2 separate regions of the Mus musculus genome follow, and region 1 is linked to region 2. A link is a loop called in an ENCODE intact Hi-C map of the cell type or tissue named here. Cell type or tissue: heart. All regions are shown on one strand. Links, peaks and the distances in the headings refer to the core of each region. The heading gives the core; the rest is flanking DNA.

What was found. A loop is a pair of places that touch in the nucleus more often than their neighbours do. Peaks named below come from ENCODE experiments on the same cell type or tissue, not always from the same donor. Only the 100,000 strongest peaks of a DNase experiment are listed, where the experiment ranks them.
Region 1: a loop joins it to region 2, with 5 times the contacts of the local background. A loop is called at or near these places in 12 of 42 quality-filtered maps.

What each region holds. Positions count from the first base shown.
Region 1 is chr5:132,540,520-132,547,669 of GRCm38, forward strand. Auts2 (autism susceptibility candidate 2) reads right to left here and starts at 2,701. Exons shown (of 20, transcript NM_001363480.1): 1 at 996-2,701. The coding sequence starts at 1,304. In heart, for the core only: no CTCF peak of the experiment used is centred there; DNase peaks (open chromatin) are centred at 2,032, 2,822, 3,372, 5,452 and 2 weaker places; H3K4me3 peaks cover 3,601 bases; H3K27ac peaks cover 3,436 bases; H3K27me3 peaks cover 726 bases.
Region 2 is chr5:132,228,121-132,235,270 of GRCm38, forward strand. The region is part of intron 2 of Auts2 (autism susceptibility candidate 2); the gene reads right to left. Among named protein-coding and RNA genes, the nearest start is that of Auts2, 310 kb to the right of the region's middle. RefSeq lists an enhancer at 1,032-2,240. In heart, for the core only: a CTCF peak has its summit at 3,739; DNase peaks (open chromatin) are centred at 1,681 and 3,731; H3K4me3 peaks cover 656 bases.

The DNA.
Region 1 (7,150 bases), core at 879-5,878, 310 kb after region 2:
CAAACACATACACAAAGCCAATCACTTGGGGTGGGGGGCACATACAAAAAAAGGAAAAGAGGGACAACTGGTGACAAGCCCTTCAGCAGCCAGCTAGGATTTTATCTTGCCTCATACCAGCCCTCCCTGGTGTACCTTCTTCTGTCCTTCAACTAAATTGCTCATGTATACACACACACACACACACACACACACACACACACACCAACACAACCCACACGCAAATGTATGTGTGTGGATAATATTGTCATTAACCCTTTCTGCAATATAGCCCCATGCATTATATAAAAAGATATTCCATCCTTTCCTCTTCTCCCCTCCTCCCTCCTTTCTCCCAACAAGGAGAAAACGCCCCCTTCCCCAGCTTCACCAAAAAAAGGGGAGGGGGGAGTATAGAAAAGCCACAAAACCCTAGCAGCCTCTGATCCCCAGGACATCCAGAAAAAGCATATACTAGACAGACTAAAACACACACACACACACACACACACACACACACACACACGCATGGGAACATATGGCTCTGTAGAAAGCACACAGAGAACAGTCCACAGGCGCCCCAAACCCAAGCAAAGACTTCCACCAGCCAAGAAGCCATGATTGGGGAGGGAGAAGAAGAGGAAAGGAGTGGGGGTAGAACCATCCGTGGAGAAGGGGGGCGCATTGTTGTGATGCCTGAACCCCTTTCTTTCCACCCATCTGCTGTGGAGGGAGGTGGGGGTGCAGGAAGGGGGCGCAAGGGAAAGGCAAGCTGGACAAGAACGAAACCAGTAGAAGACCAGACCAGGCATACAGCTTAGCGATTCCCTCCTTGCTGCCAATCTGCCCCCAGCTCCCCCTACATACAACCCCACACCCAACAATAAGACCTCGGCCGAGACTGAGAGCTTCGAGTGCGGCGGGGGAGGCAAGAAAACCGGGGTGCAGCCGAGTGTGGGGGGTGTCATGCATAAAAGGAAACCATGGGGGGAACAGAAAAGGGGGTCCCCCCTTACCTCCAGCGCTTCAAAAGTAACAAAGCTGGTCATGGCAAATCCATCAATGATGTCCTCTTCGGCTGAGGTGGACTCTCTGCGCTTCCTCCGCGGGGGTCTGGGCCGGGACGGGGCGGAGGATGGGGGCTTTCCATTGTCTTCCTTGTCGGAGCCCGACGATGAAGCCAGCGAGGGAGCCCGGGTCCGGCCGGCTCCTATACCACCCGCCGCACCGGTTCCTAACCCGGCCCGGGAGCGTCTCTCCCGGTCTCGCTGTGATCGAGACCTCCGCTTTTTCCGGAGTCCATGTCCCCGCGTCGGGCCATCCATGGTTCTTTTAACCGCGCCGGGGATCTTCCCCGTTCACCTACCCGCGCGCCACAGGCTCGGGCCGCGGCCACACACACACACACACACCCCAAGAAGAAAAAAAAAATTGACACCGAGCCCCCCTTCCTCCTGCACGGGCTTTTCCCTCCCGCCGCGAGGAAGGGCGCGGGGGAGAAAGCGGCTGGGAGAAATAAAAAAAAAAAAAAAAAAAAGAATCCGAAGAAGAACAAGAAGGGAGGGCAGGGGGGAAAAGAGAAAGAAAAAAGGGGGAAGGGGCGGGGAGACGGGGAGGGAGGGACGGGGAAGCGAGAGGGCGAAGTGTGGGGCTCCCCTCTGCACCGAGGGTCGGAGATGCCTGCGAACAGCGCCGAGCAAAGTAATGGCTGAACACACAGGTCTCCTTTACAGAGGAAAGGGGGAAAAAAATAACTCACCAAGCAGGCAATAAATCAGAATAGCGGAATGCTTTGATCAAGAGACTGGGGAAGCCCTCCCCGCGGCCATGCTCTCTCCCCACCACTGAAATCGCCTTGCTTCTCCCTTTCTCTAGAGACCCCCCAAAAAATTTTAAAAAAAAAAAAGCCCGAGGTCCGAAAAGGTCACGGTGAAGTGAGGGGTGGGTGGCAATGAACTTCACCCGCCCCCTCGTGCAGGAAAACACCCCACACCTCCGCCTCTCTCACACACTCGCCTCGCAGAAAAACTCACTCCCGGGCTCCCAGTCTTTTTTTAAGAAATGCATCCAAGGGAAGCCAGGGCTGGAGAGCGAGCTGAGAGGGGCGAGACCCCCCAGAGAGGGGAGCATAACCACGCAATCACAAGCGGAGACAGAGGTTGCCCGAGGAAAGGAGGAAGGGAAGGAGGAGGACGCTGAAGCAGTTGTGGGATTTTTTTTTTTCGGTCTTCAAGGGGGGGAGGAGGAGAAAAAGATGAAAGAAGAGAAGAATTGCAAAGCCTGGCGCGTGCCACCGACCCCCTCCTCACATACACATGCACGCACGCACACACACAAATTGTAGATCTCCCCCCACCCCCAGTTCCAGAGGTCACCCTTCTTCCAAAAAAATTTAAGATAAAATTATAAAGGGGGAGGGGGTGAGTCAGTCAACGAGGAAAGCAAAGAGCAGTCTCCAACCCGAGATACACCGGTGTGGTGGCGCCGCCGCCTCTTCTTCGTCTTCTTCTTCTTCTTCTTCTTTTTCGCGTCGCCCCGCCTGAGGAAGAAGCGCTGCGAGATGCCGCTCGCTCTCTCGCTCACTCGCTCGCTCGCTCTCAGCTAACGCTGCCTCAGCCGCCGCCGCCGGAGCCCGGAGCCCGAGGGTGCACGGCGTGTCCCCGGGCGGCTGCAGCCAGAGCCCGGGCACGGCCTCATCCTCCGCCCGCCTCGCTCACACAGCGCCCGCTCCTCCCCCTCCGGCCGGCCCACCGCCGCCGCCCGCCTCGGCCCAGCCCCGCGCCCGCCCGCTTGCCGTCTCCCTCTCCCTCTCTCTCTCTCTCTCCCCCTCTCTCGCACGCGCGCTCGAGCTCGCTCACCGGCGAGCGCTCTGGAAGACCGCCCTCTTCGCGCCTCGCTCTGCGCGCGCTCCCGAGGACCGCCCTCCTGGCTCTGCACGCGCTCCCGAGAGCTACCCCCTCCCCTCACGCCTCACTCGGCGCGCTCCCGAGGGCCGCCCCCCTTTCCCCCTTCGCGGACTCCCGAGAATCTCTCACGCCTCGTTCTCTCTCCCCCTCCCCAAAACCCCCGGCACCACGGGGCGCGCTCCCGAGGGCCGCCCCTTCCACTCAGGCACCACTAGCTGCGCGCTCCCGAGAGAAGCCCCTCCCCTCGCGCCTCTCCCCCCCCCCCGCTCTCTCCCACGCGCGTCCCCGTCCCCCCTCCTCCCGCGCGCCTCGGGCCGGGCTAGATCACGTGACCCGCCCCCCTCCCCTAGTTGTAGAGTGTGTGGAAAGCAAAAAGGCTGAGGGGCTGGCCACCGCTCCACGAGCCCAGGGCATGCGCGCTGGGGCGGCCGGGCCTGCGCACTTGGGGGCGGAAGGGGTCTCCAGAGGCTGTGGGGGGTGTGTTGGAGGGGTCGGTCACAGGCCGGTGTGGAGTTGAAGTTCGAGGGCTTGGAGGCTGCCCCAACATCCCGCCAAACGCACGGAGGACTCGCGCGCGCACGCGTAGCAGGCACCTTTCTCCGGACACTTGCTCCCGGAGTGCCTTATCTCCTCCACTCCTGAAGCTCTTGCTGGCTCAACTACTCTGAAGTACCTCTAGGTGTTTTGCCCGCGCGCAAGCGCGCGCCCGGTGCAAAAAAAAAAAAAAAATTTTTTTTTTAAATAAAAAGTGCTTGCAGCGCGGGGAAGTGCAAAGTATGGACCCAAAGAGGTTGCACTTTGGGGACAAGAAGAGTAGTCAGTCTAGTGCTGCGTCCAGGCTCATCAAGCAAGAGTTGGAAACTTTCCCCCGACCCCCTACTCTGCGTGGTAGAACACTGAATGCCAGAGTGCCCCTGAACCCAGGCGACCCCCGCCCGGCCAGCACTTTTGGTCTCTCTGTGGGAGACACTTTGAGGAGGCGCTAGCCGCTTTGGAGCAGCCAGACACCGGGAACTTGAACCTGGAGCAAGGGACTGAGTAGCTCGGGGCCGTCCCAGTCTGAGGACTCCAAACCGCCATCCCCCTCGCTGCAGACTTCGCTTACTGCTTAGCTGCAGGAGGATGGAGCAGAGGTGGCTTCCCTACGTTTTCCACCACGATGTAACGGATGCTTATAAAAAGTTGTATTAAAGAGCTGACTACAGCCCAGAATCGATCAACCAAAGCGACCAGCCTCTCTGGATAAAATAGCTGTGCGTTTTTTCAAGGCACTTGGAATTGATCTATACTCACCGACAGTCTTCTCTCAGCAATCTCTTAGTTGCTTCTCTTTCTGTCCAAGCACATAAACACTGTGGCACATCACCCCTCACCCCTAGCAACCCACACTTGGCATGAAGGAAAAGAAAACAAACTGACATTAATTGCTCACAATGAGCCAGGCACCGTGTTACAATGCTTTGTACGCGGATTTCTACTGTTCTGAATCCCAGTCTGCACAGAACAGAACAAGAAGGTCAGAAGCAGTGGAAGAGAAAGAAAACGTACCTTTCTCAAATGGGTAAACGGATGGATGCTTTTTTTTTTCTTGCATTCAACAGATATTAGGGCTTCACAGCTGTAGGTTCAGGAATACAGTGGCACCCCAAACAGACAGAGAAGTGCTTGAATCTTATTTTCTGGCAAGTGAGTCTCTTTGTCTTAACACTTCCAGATTTAGTGGTTGGTTTCTCAATACTTTGTTTTTAAGTCACACTCCAGCTTTCCTGTTTCAGGAACCCAGGTCTGTGAGCATATGGGTAGTGGGAGACAAGGAGACAGAAGAGATCAAGTGGAGTGTGAATAAGACAGGCTTTATGTCTGTCCAGGGGAACAAACCATTTAACCTTAGGCAAGACTTTCAAATGACTAATTTTCTCATCTTGTAAATCAAAGAAGTTCAATTAAATGTTCAAAAAGTTCCCTTTCAAGCTTCCCAAGGCCTTCTTCTTGAAAACATAGCATCTTTTTTTAGTACATCCTGTGCTTTTTTGTTTCCCCCTTGAGAATGGTGTTGTGTGATAAATGTGAATTTATTAGGGAGCAGAGTGGCACCTTCCAAAATTACTTAGCTATACTGACTGTTGCTGCCCCCGGAGCAGTCACTTAAATTCAGACTCCTGTACTCAACCTCTCTTCTAGGATGCTCTTGCCCTCAGTGGCTGGAACCCACGCTGAGGCGATCAGGCAAATTCCTCAAAATACAGGCAGGTTCCTTGTCATTCAAAGAAGGGACTTGGGCTCATTTTCAGGGTTCATTTCTAGGATATTCTAATTTTCATTTTTGTTCCTGTGATTTAAAAAACAAACAAACAAACAAAACATTCTGAGGAACAAAGAGTTTATTTGGCTTATGTTTCCAGGTCACAGTCTATCACTGAGGGAAGTCAGGCCAGGAACCTGGCAGAGACCATGGGAGAATGCTGCTTAGTGGCTCAGTCTCTGGCACACTCTTCCCTCTTCTAGCTTTGTTACACAACCCAGGATCACCTGCCCAGTGATGGCACCACCTACAGAGGCCTGGCCCTCCCACATCAATCAACAAGCCAGTTCCCCCACAGACTTGGCAAAAGACCAGTGATCTGGGCAATCCCCAAACTGAGACTCCCTCTGATGACTCTGGGCTGTGTTAAGTTGACAGCTGAAGCAATCTGGGACAGAGGTAAAAATTGTCTTCGATACAGACAAGATTCTAGGAAACCAGGAAGTAACATTGCAAGTAGAGTCACTTTTCACAAACTTTGGAGATTGGGTTGGGAAAAGTGTGAAATTGTCAAATATAATAAGAGGCATTATATTGGTGACTTTTCAGAGCAGCCCTTGGCAGTCGTGTCTTTAAAGAGTAATGTCTAGTTGGGGGGGAAAGTGGATCGTAATATACTGTATCCAAGAACCTTGCCTCTGGCAAGAGTAATTTGCAAACGTATTTTGGGATAATGTTTAAATGATTTTTTTTTTCAGGGTCCAAGTGTAGTGCTCACTGGAATTGGTAATGGCTTTTGGGGTCAGAATTTCATCATATTCTTCCATTGGAGAATTAAAATTATTTATGTGTTTTATTGCTCTTATTTGTCTCTAAATCTCCATCTCATCTGTTTTGATCACTAATGAATGATTAATAATACTGCATAATAAGCTAAGCAATTACTGTGTGTGGCACTGTTCCAAGGGTATTAAAATAATATCTCAATTAATTCTCAGAAGTTTTATTTTTGTGTATGAGTTTATATATGAGTATGTGTGGGGGCAGGGTACATATACATACACATACACATACACATACACATATGCAGGTGCACACCTTCCCAAATGCATGGAGACTTCAGAGGAGAATGTCAGATGACCTGTTCTGTTACTCTCCGTCTGATTTCTTTGAAACAGATTCTCTCACTGAACTTCTGTGGAGTTAGGCTGACAGCCAACAAATCCCAGCCATCTCCTTTCCGCCCTCAACAGGGTTAAGATTAAAGGTGGGCATGACCGTATTTTAATTTTTCAATGGCAGCTTGAGATTTGGGGTTCTCCTGATTACACGGTGAGTGCCCTGTGGTTAACAGAGCCATCTCTCCAGCCTAATTTCTGCAAGTTTTAAGAGAAATTTCACAACAGGCAGTGGTGTCAAAGGCCTTTAATCTGCAGCTCGGGCTGGCCTTGAACTCAGAGATCTGCCTACCTCTACTGAATAAGTTTCGGGACAGCCAGAGCTATACACACTGAAACCCTGTGTGGAAGAAACAAGAAAGAAAGAAAGAAAGAAAGAAAGAAAGAAAGAAAGAAAGAAAGAAAGAAAGAAAGAAAGAAAGAAAGAAAGAAAGATTTCACTGTGCAATATTTATTTTGCAGAGTTAAGTAAACTGGGGCTTCTTGTTCAACAACTGATTCACTCTTAAGCCTATTACAGAACAGAACCGAGCGTATGAAGAGATTCTGTGAGGCCGTGTTCCAGGAGAAGTTTATACAAGTCAGCATCATGCATACCAGTACACTTCTCCTACCCTTTGTGGAGCTGCTGAAAGAATCTTGAAGGCTATCTTAGTTGGGGTCTCCATTGCTCTGATAAACACCCTGACCAAAAGCAACTTGGGAAAGAAAGAGTTTATTTTATTTTACAGCTTATAATCCATCATGCAAGGAAGTCAGGGCAAGATCTTGAGGTGAGAACTGGAGCAGAGGCTGTGGAAGAGTGTTTACTGGCTTGCTCTCGTGGCTTCCACAGCCTACCTACT
Region 2 (7,150 bases), core at 946-5,945:
TGAACTCAGATAGGGAAATGGATGTTTGAGCTACACACAATCAATGCATTCTCAATAAACAGTATCTGATCTCTAATATGAGCCTTGTCTGTATCAACATTGATACAGGCTAGCAAAAACAAATGATAATTTCATAACTTTAATGATGAAATAGAACTAAGGTTATTGAGAATAAAATTATTATCCTACAAACCTACATCTCAAGTCTGAACTCTGGGTTAAAATAACTATACTTGAATATATTCATCAATATCTACATTATATTGTGGTATTCTACTAAGTACATCAAGGTAGCACAGGGTGGCCTGGAATGTATTACACAACTAAAAACAGCCTTGAACTTCTAACCTCCGTATTCCAAGTGTTAGGAATACCACTTTACATCCCCATACACAGTGTACAATGTCTTAAAAGTCAAAGTTAGATTTCATGTATGTAAACTTGCCCTTACCAACTGACTCACACCTCAAGTGCAAGATACTCTAAACTCGTGTTCACCAGACTGATGGAGTCATGATGTAGCTACAAAGCCATGTGTGCTTCTTCAACAGGTACTTTCTTGTATCTCAGATGAAAACTACATACCCATTTTCCTTAACTTTGATTTATTTCTTCTTGCACCTTTTAAATTTACAAGTGTTGGCTAAATTCTATTGACAGACACCCACATATCTAAATCTTTTCCTATCCACTTTATTTTCTCTACTAAACCAGCCTCTTACTAAGAGCTTGATAGGAAAAAAATAATGCACCACTCACCCCCCCTCTCTCTCCCTCCCTCCCTACCTCTCTGTGTGTGTGCATGTGTGTGTGTTTGTGTGTGTGTGTCCATTCCTTCCCCAGACAACTGCCAGAATGATTTTTAAACACACATAGCACACAGAGAGAGGGGGAGGGAGAGGGGGAGGGGCAGGGGGAGGGAGAGGGGGGAGGGGAGGGGAGAGGGAGGGGGAGGGGAGGGGGGAGGGAGAGGGAGAGGAAGAGGGAGAGGGAGAGGGAGAGGGAGACCCATACTCACTCACTCTTACACAGACTTCAAGAAGCCCCCATCTGTTTTTCAATACCATAATGAAGCCTCTTTGCCAGCACCCTTCAGAAGCAAGCTCTCACCATAGTTCACCCCACTCATTTCCAGCCACTTGTCTTCTTTCATCCCAACCCGCTGCAACACAACAAAACTGTCATTCCTCCTAGGCAAAGATTAACATTCAGAGCAAACCCCCCAACATTCATCTGTGGAGAGTCTCTTTTTGTGGTGCTTCCAGAGTCCATGATACACAGCTATCAAAGTTCTGATTCTGTAGCAGGAGACCTTCCCGGAGATTCTCAGGATGTATTTAAGCAACAGCTGTTATTGAAAGATCAGGAAGTCAAGTTCAGGGACTGCATTTATTTGAACAAACAACTACACATTGCTTTCAGATACAGCCAAGATTCTGAAGGTAGCTCAGATCGTGATGGAGGGTAATAGACCACAGGTAAATACACAGGAACGTCCTTTCAGGACACTGGCAAGCACAGCTGGGTAGAAGCCAACTCCTGCAAAGTGGCTGCATTTGTCTTGCTAAGGGTCAGCCATGACAGCATCTGTCAAGACGAGCTTGAACAGAGGAACTCAGAACCCAGCCTAGCAGTAACAGGATACATCGGTATCTGGTTGGAGCACAAACAAGGTAGACTTTCTTCCTCTGGCACAGGGCAGGCACAGGGCCAAGCACACACAGTGCTCTCTGTTTTTGCAAGTCTAATGCGGTCTGCTGAGGGGAGGGGTGAGAGATCACCAGTTCATAATGACTCTCATTATGTCTGCTGCGTTCTGAGCCAAGATTAGACACTAGACAATCCTCTGTCCAGTGTCAAGGGCTTTCAACTGCCCTTTCAACAGGATAATTCCACTTCAAACTAATTTAGGTTTCTTATAACCCAGGCTACCAAAACTGATACACTTCACTGTCTCGGCCTGGAAAAAGAGGTTAATGTCTGCTCCAAGAGAAATACAGACTCGGGTTTGGAGTCTGTGTCGGCTCTACATGAGCGATAACAAACACAACACCCTAAAATCTCCCACCATCTGCTGAGCTGTCAGCCTCCCTGCAGGAACTCAATTTCTAAAGATTACAGTCCTTTTAGTATAGAGCCAGAGGAACACTCCAGAAGAACTTTAGAAAAGATATTAGCATTCCCACTAACATCAACAAGGCTGTGTGAGGTTCACTTCAGGACAGAAACAGTAATTCACCTTCGTCTTCTAGACACAGAAAAGCTTTGGTGACCAAACAGAAACCTGAAGCCTGGAGTGGGCTCATGCTCATGTCTCCAGCACCAATTCCAAAGGCTAACGCAGGACTGTGGAGAGTTAACAGCATTGTAGATGGGAGTGGCAGGCCAGCTAAGCATACACAACAAAACTTTAAAACAAAACAAAACAAAACATACTTAAAAACTTAAAACAAACAAACAATAACAACAACCCACTCAGTTTGGGGTTTTCAGTTTACGTGAATACATAAAGACAATAAAGGCAAGGTATTAATTCAGGTGATTCAAAAATCCAGGAAAAGAATTAAAAGAAAAAGAAAAACCAAGCCAAAGACACTCAGCTACTAAATGAAAAGGTCATGTTTGAAGGCTCCAAGGCTCACTTTATGTCTACAAATATGCTAAACCCACAAAAGTTTATATAAACACTGAAATTTTCCGTGTAATAAAGGTAATCTTCTATACCTACCAATGTACTCACTCCTCCCTCTAAAGCACACAGGCTTTGATGTGGTAATTTATTCTTCACATACCAGCTATCTGTGCCTACCCAAGCCATTACGTCAACAACTATGCATAATATTCTAGAGAAGTACTACTATATAAAATTTTGCATTTAAAGTACAAAAATTTTAAATAACCTTTAGACTGAACCAAAATGCATAAATAACCCAAAGGAACTTGGAAACCTATGTTCACTTGGTGAGTACACAGCCTGTTAACACTAACAGCACCCCTAGCGCCATGCTCAAATATTCCCACTCTGTCCAAAGTTCCTATGCTCATCCAAAAATAAGCACAAGTCAAACAAGGTGACCGCTGCTTTAAAAACTTACATTTTAGAATTTGGTATAATTTTCCTTTAATGGACACTGTAGATTCGGGGACTTACGGGGGAAATAAAACATCTCAAGAGAACACTGAAAAGCAATAATCTGAAGCCATTATCACAGCCTAGGAAGGCTCGACTTACATTTTCTAATTCTAATTCCCTCACTCTGAAGCACAAGAGACTGCAGTCTGTACAGCGGGCAACCCAAGCCCCTGCTACATGGTTGACGGAGAAGCCACTCGCAAGGCACACAAAGTGTTAAATCACACAGTCAAGCTGTAATCCTTGACCAGTGACCCAGGAGGCTTCAGCCTGGGACCTTTCAGGTGTCACTGCTCAGTGTCTTCATACAACTACACTGCAACACTGCTCCTGAAACTTCCTCCTTAGCAAATGTCACCTTTTACCTCTTCAGCCTCTCTTCAGCCCATCCTCACCATTTTTCCTCTACCTGAATCCTCCCTAGATACAACTTTAGTCTCCAATAAGCCTTGCCAAAACAAAAGTAAGGCGTTCCTTAATCTGCGCTTCCCGTCTACACTTGCACACCAGCTGCAAATGCTCCTTCAAACAAGCAGGCAGCTCAGCTAGCTGGGTTTTTTCAGTAACAAAGGACAGCCCCGCACTTTTCCATTTGAGGCTGCAGAGGGAGCCAGAACCATGCAATGCGAAAGAAAGCAAGTCAGCAGTGTTTGGAGGACTGGGAGAATCCAAGGCTAGTGAAAAATATGAACACAGGAATACCGCAGACATCAACTCCAAAATGAAGGTTTTTTTTTTTCAATAAAAATAAAAAATAAAATAAAGCTCTCAAATTAGTAGGTCTTCTCATAAGACTTCCTTTTGAGGTATATTTTAGGAAGGAATTTCTAAAAGTATTTTAAATTTTTATTTGTGTATGTTCATATGTGTTTGTGTGTACATGTGCACACGCAAGTGCAGGTAGATGGGGCAGCCAGAAGAGGGTGTTAGATCTTCTGGGGACAGAGTTACTAGTGGTTTTGAGTTACCCAACATGGATGCTGGCAACCCAATTCAGGACCTTGACAAGAGCAATTGCTATTACCCACAGAGCTATCTCTCCAGCCCCTGCAGTATTTTTAATCAGAGTATATTAGAAGCTGACCTGACCTTGCCCCATAACACACAGCATCAGATCAGAAGGCAGAGAAAGAGGAGCAGAAGGCAGGGTCAGAGGCAGAGCCACATGTTTTAAGAAGTAAGATTGCCAATACAAAAGACAGAAAGCCCTGACTGATCCCAGTCTGTGATGTTGTGACAGGTCATGAAAGGAGTCTCAGGAGACTGTCACCTCCAACACTACCTTGTGACAGTGAGATGCCACAGCAGACACAGCAGAATGGAGAAGACAGCTGTTCTAATCAGTGGCAAGACAACAGTTAACTTGTAATTCCAAGTGATAAAGAGAGCTTATTCTGACAGCTCTTTCCTAACAAACCAAAGACACATAATAACAAGCTACGATGATATCAGTGTGGTTTATACTGTAATGGAGAGACAAGTGAGATTTTGTATAATGTGAAGGTTTTAGGCAAAGCCTGAACAATATATACTGTCAAACACTCTAAAACTAAATGTGAACTGGTCACCCCATGATACATCTTGAACAAGGAAAACAACAACAGAGAATCTGGAAGAAATTTTAGAATACAGAAAAAATATGAAAGTAGGTTAAAAGTGCAAATTCAAACAGCATAAAGACATGAGGCTCAACCTAGAGAAACACATCCTTCCAAAGAGACGATTTTCTTTAAAATACGTAAGCAGGGCTAGGAATGTGGGTCCACTATAGAACATGCACTTAGAACACCTCCATCCTGCCTTTATAGAAGATGGTGTGTAGCTTAGTAAACACTTGCCTAGGATCCCCCAGTGATGGACTGGGGGTGTGGTTATGTGGTGGCACACATTTCCCAACAATTAATAAAATAACAGGATGAAGTAATATTCAAAACAGAATGAAATAACAGAAATGACCCAGAAGTTACAAAGACATCATTCATAAACAAGAACATTAAAATATTTACTATAAGATCCATTTGGATGTTTAAAAGACAAAGATGTTTATTATTTAAACAACACAACCTGTTTTTAACCTCTAAAACTACTTAACACACATAGGAGAAAACGAGATCAGTAAGCATGAGGCTAAGCCAAAGAACTATCCAAAAGGACACACACACACTCTCCATCTCTCTATCACTTACACACACACTAACACACACACACACACACACACACACACACACTTAAATACAAGATGACAAATAGTTTGATATCTCAGAACTAGAATTCCATTGAAGGTAAAATAAAGATGAATTCTCTCTTTAAAAAAACGTCAAAGACAGACTAGAGAGATGGCTAAGTGGTTAAGAGCTCTTGCACCCCTTCTAATAGATTCCAGTTCAATTCCAGTACCCCGATTGGGTGGCTCACAACAGCTTGTAATGAAAGTTCTGGGGTATCTAACCTCATCTTCTTCTGAAGGCACCTACACCCATGCACATATACACTCATGTACACACGCGTACCCATAATCATGTACACACACATACACTCACAAAATAAAATAAATCTTTGAGGAAATAATGACCCAAAATTTATCAACATAAAAATTATGCCCCCATAGAATAAAATAACTCAACAAATACAAACTAGAAGAAACATGTATAAAACTATACTAAAACTCACTGCAGTCAAGTGCTCTAAATGCAGGGATTAAAAACTCTGAGTGGCAGAGAAAATCCTTGCTATGGTTAAGAAGAATTTAGGTGGCATCAAATGTCTTGTGGGAAATAACTGAGAGAAGACAGCATATCAGCACATTTAAAGTGCATGCACGAATGCATGTGCAAACACAGACAAATACAGAGAGAGAGAGAGAGAGAGCCTATTTATCAACAGAAAACAACCTCTGCACCTGAGTGTCCTTAGATCATATATATCGTTTGCCATATACTAGACTATCTCAACAAGAAATACTAGAAGGAAGTCCTTTGGTTAACAGGAATAGCTCCACTGTCAGTCCGACTTAATCAAACGAAAGACACAGTAACTAACCATTTGGCTTGTTTGGTCTAATCAATATTTCCTGATTGAAAATCGCTTTAAAAAATTTACTGGTAAAATATAAACAACAGAAACAAATTGCTGTCTGTTTAACATATATAAATGTACACTATGAAATGTACACTATAAAAGTTAGGATGGAAGAAATGCAAGCCAAGAACAGAATGGAATGCTAAGTTTATCATTCATACACCATATATGAAGTCATGTATCACTTGAAAAGCTCTTACAAGCTAAAGATACAACACACACACACACACACACACACACACACACGGAAAGCTATCATCAATATAAAACCAGTGCCAGCCCGGCAGACTTGAAATTGACCTTCTCAATGGACAGCACTCCTATGAAAAGACAGAGGGAAGGGGCTGGAAATCTGCCACATTCGTGTGTCTTTCAAATGCTCACAACCCGAGCTCAAACCATCAGGACCAAACACACTTTTCTAGCCTCCGAAGGCACCTGCCCTATTCCCACGTGCTTCCCCAGCCATGCACATAGCAACACGCACATTGTTTTTTAAAATGACCAAAAAATCTATTTAAAAGGTAGGAATAGTAAGTAAAATAGGGCTTTATGGACACACATTTTTTTAAAACTATATTTCAGACTACAGCCAGGGATAAAGACATCTATTTAATAATAATAACACACATTCATCAATCGACACAACATAACAATCTTTAATGTTTATGTGCCTAACAACAGAGACATCAGATAAAGAGAAGGATTAAAACTAAATTACAGTCAGAAACATGAATCAATCTCCTTTCTCTCAAGCAAGCAGAAAACACTCACTCAGGTTATAATGCAACTAGAGATCAAAATGAACAGCTTGACCAGACAGGTATGTGTAATACACTCTACTCAGCCACTGGGAATAATGACTTGGTCAATGCACAGGGATCACCTACATAGGCAAACTGTATTATGACGATAAATTGAATGACAATCCATGTTGGA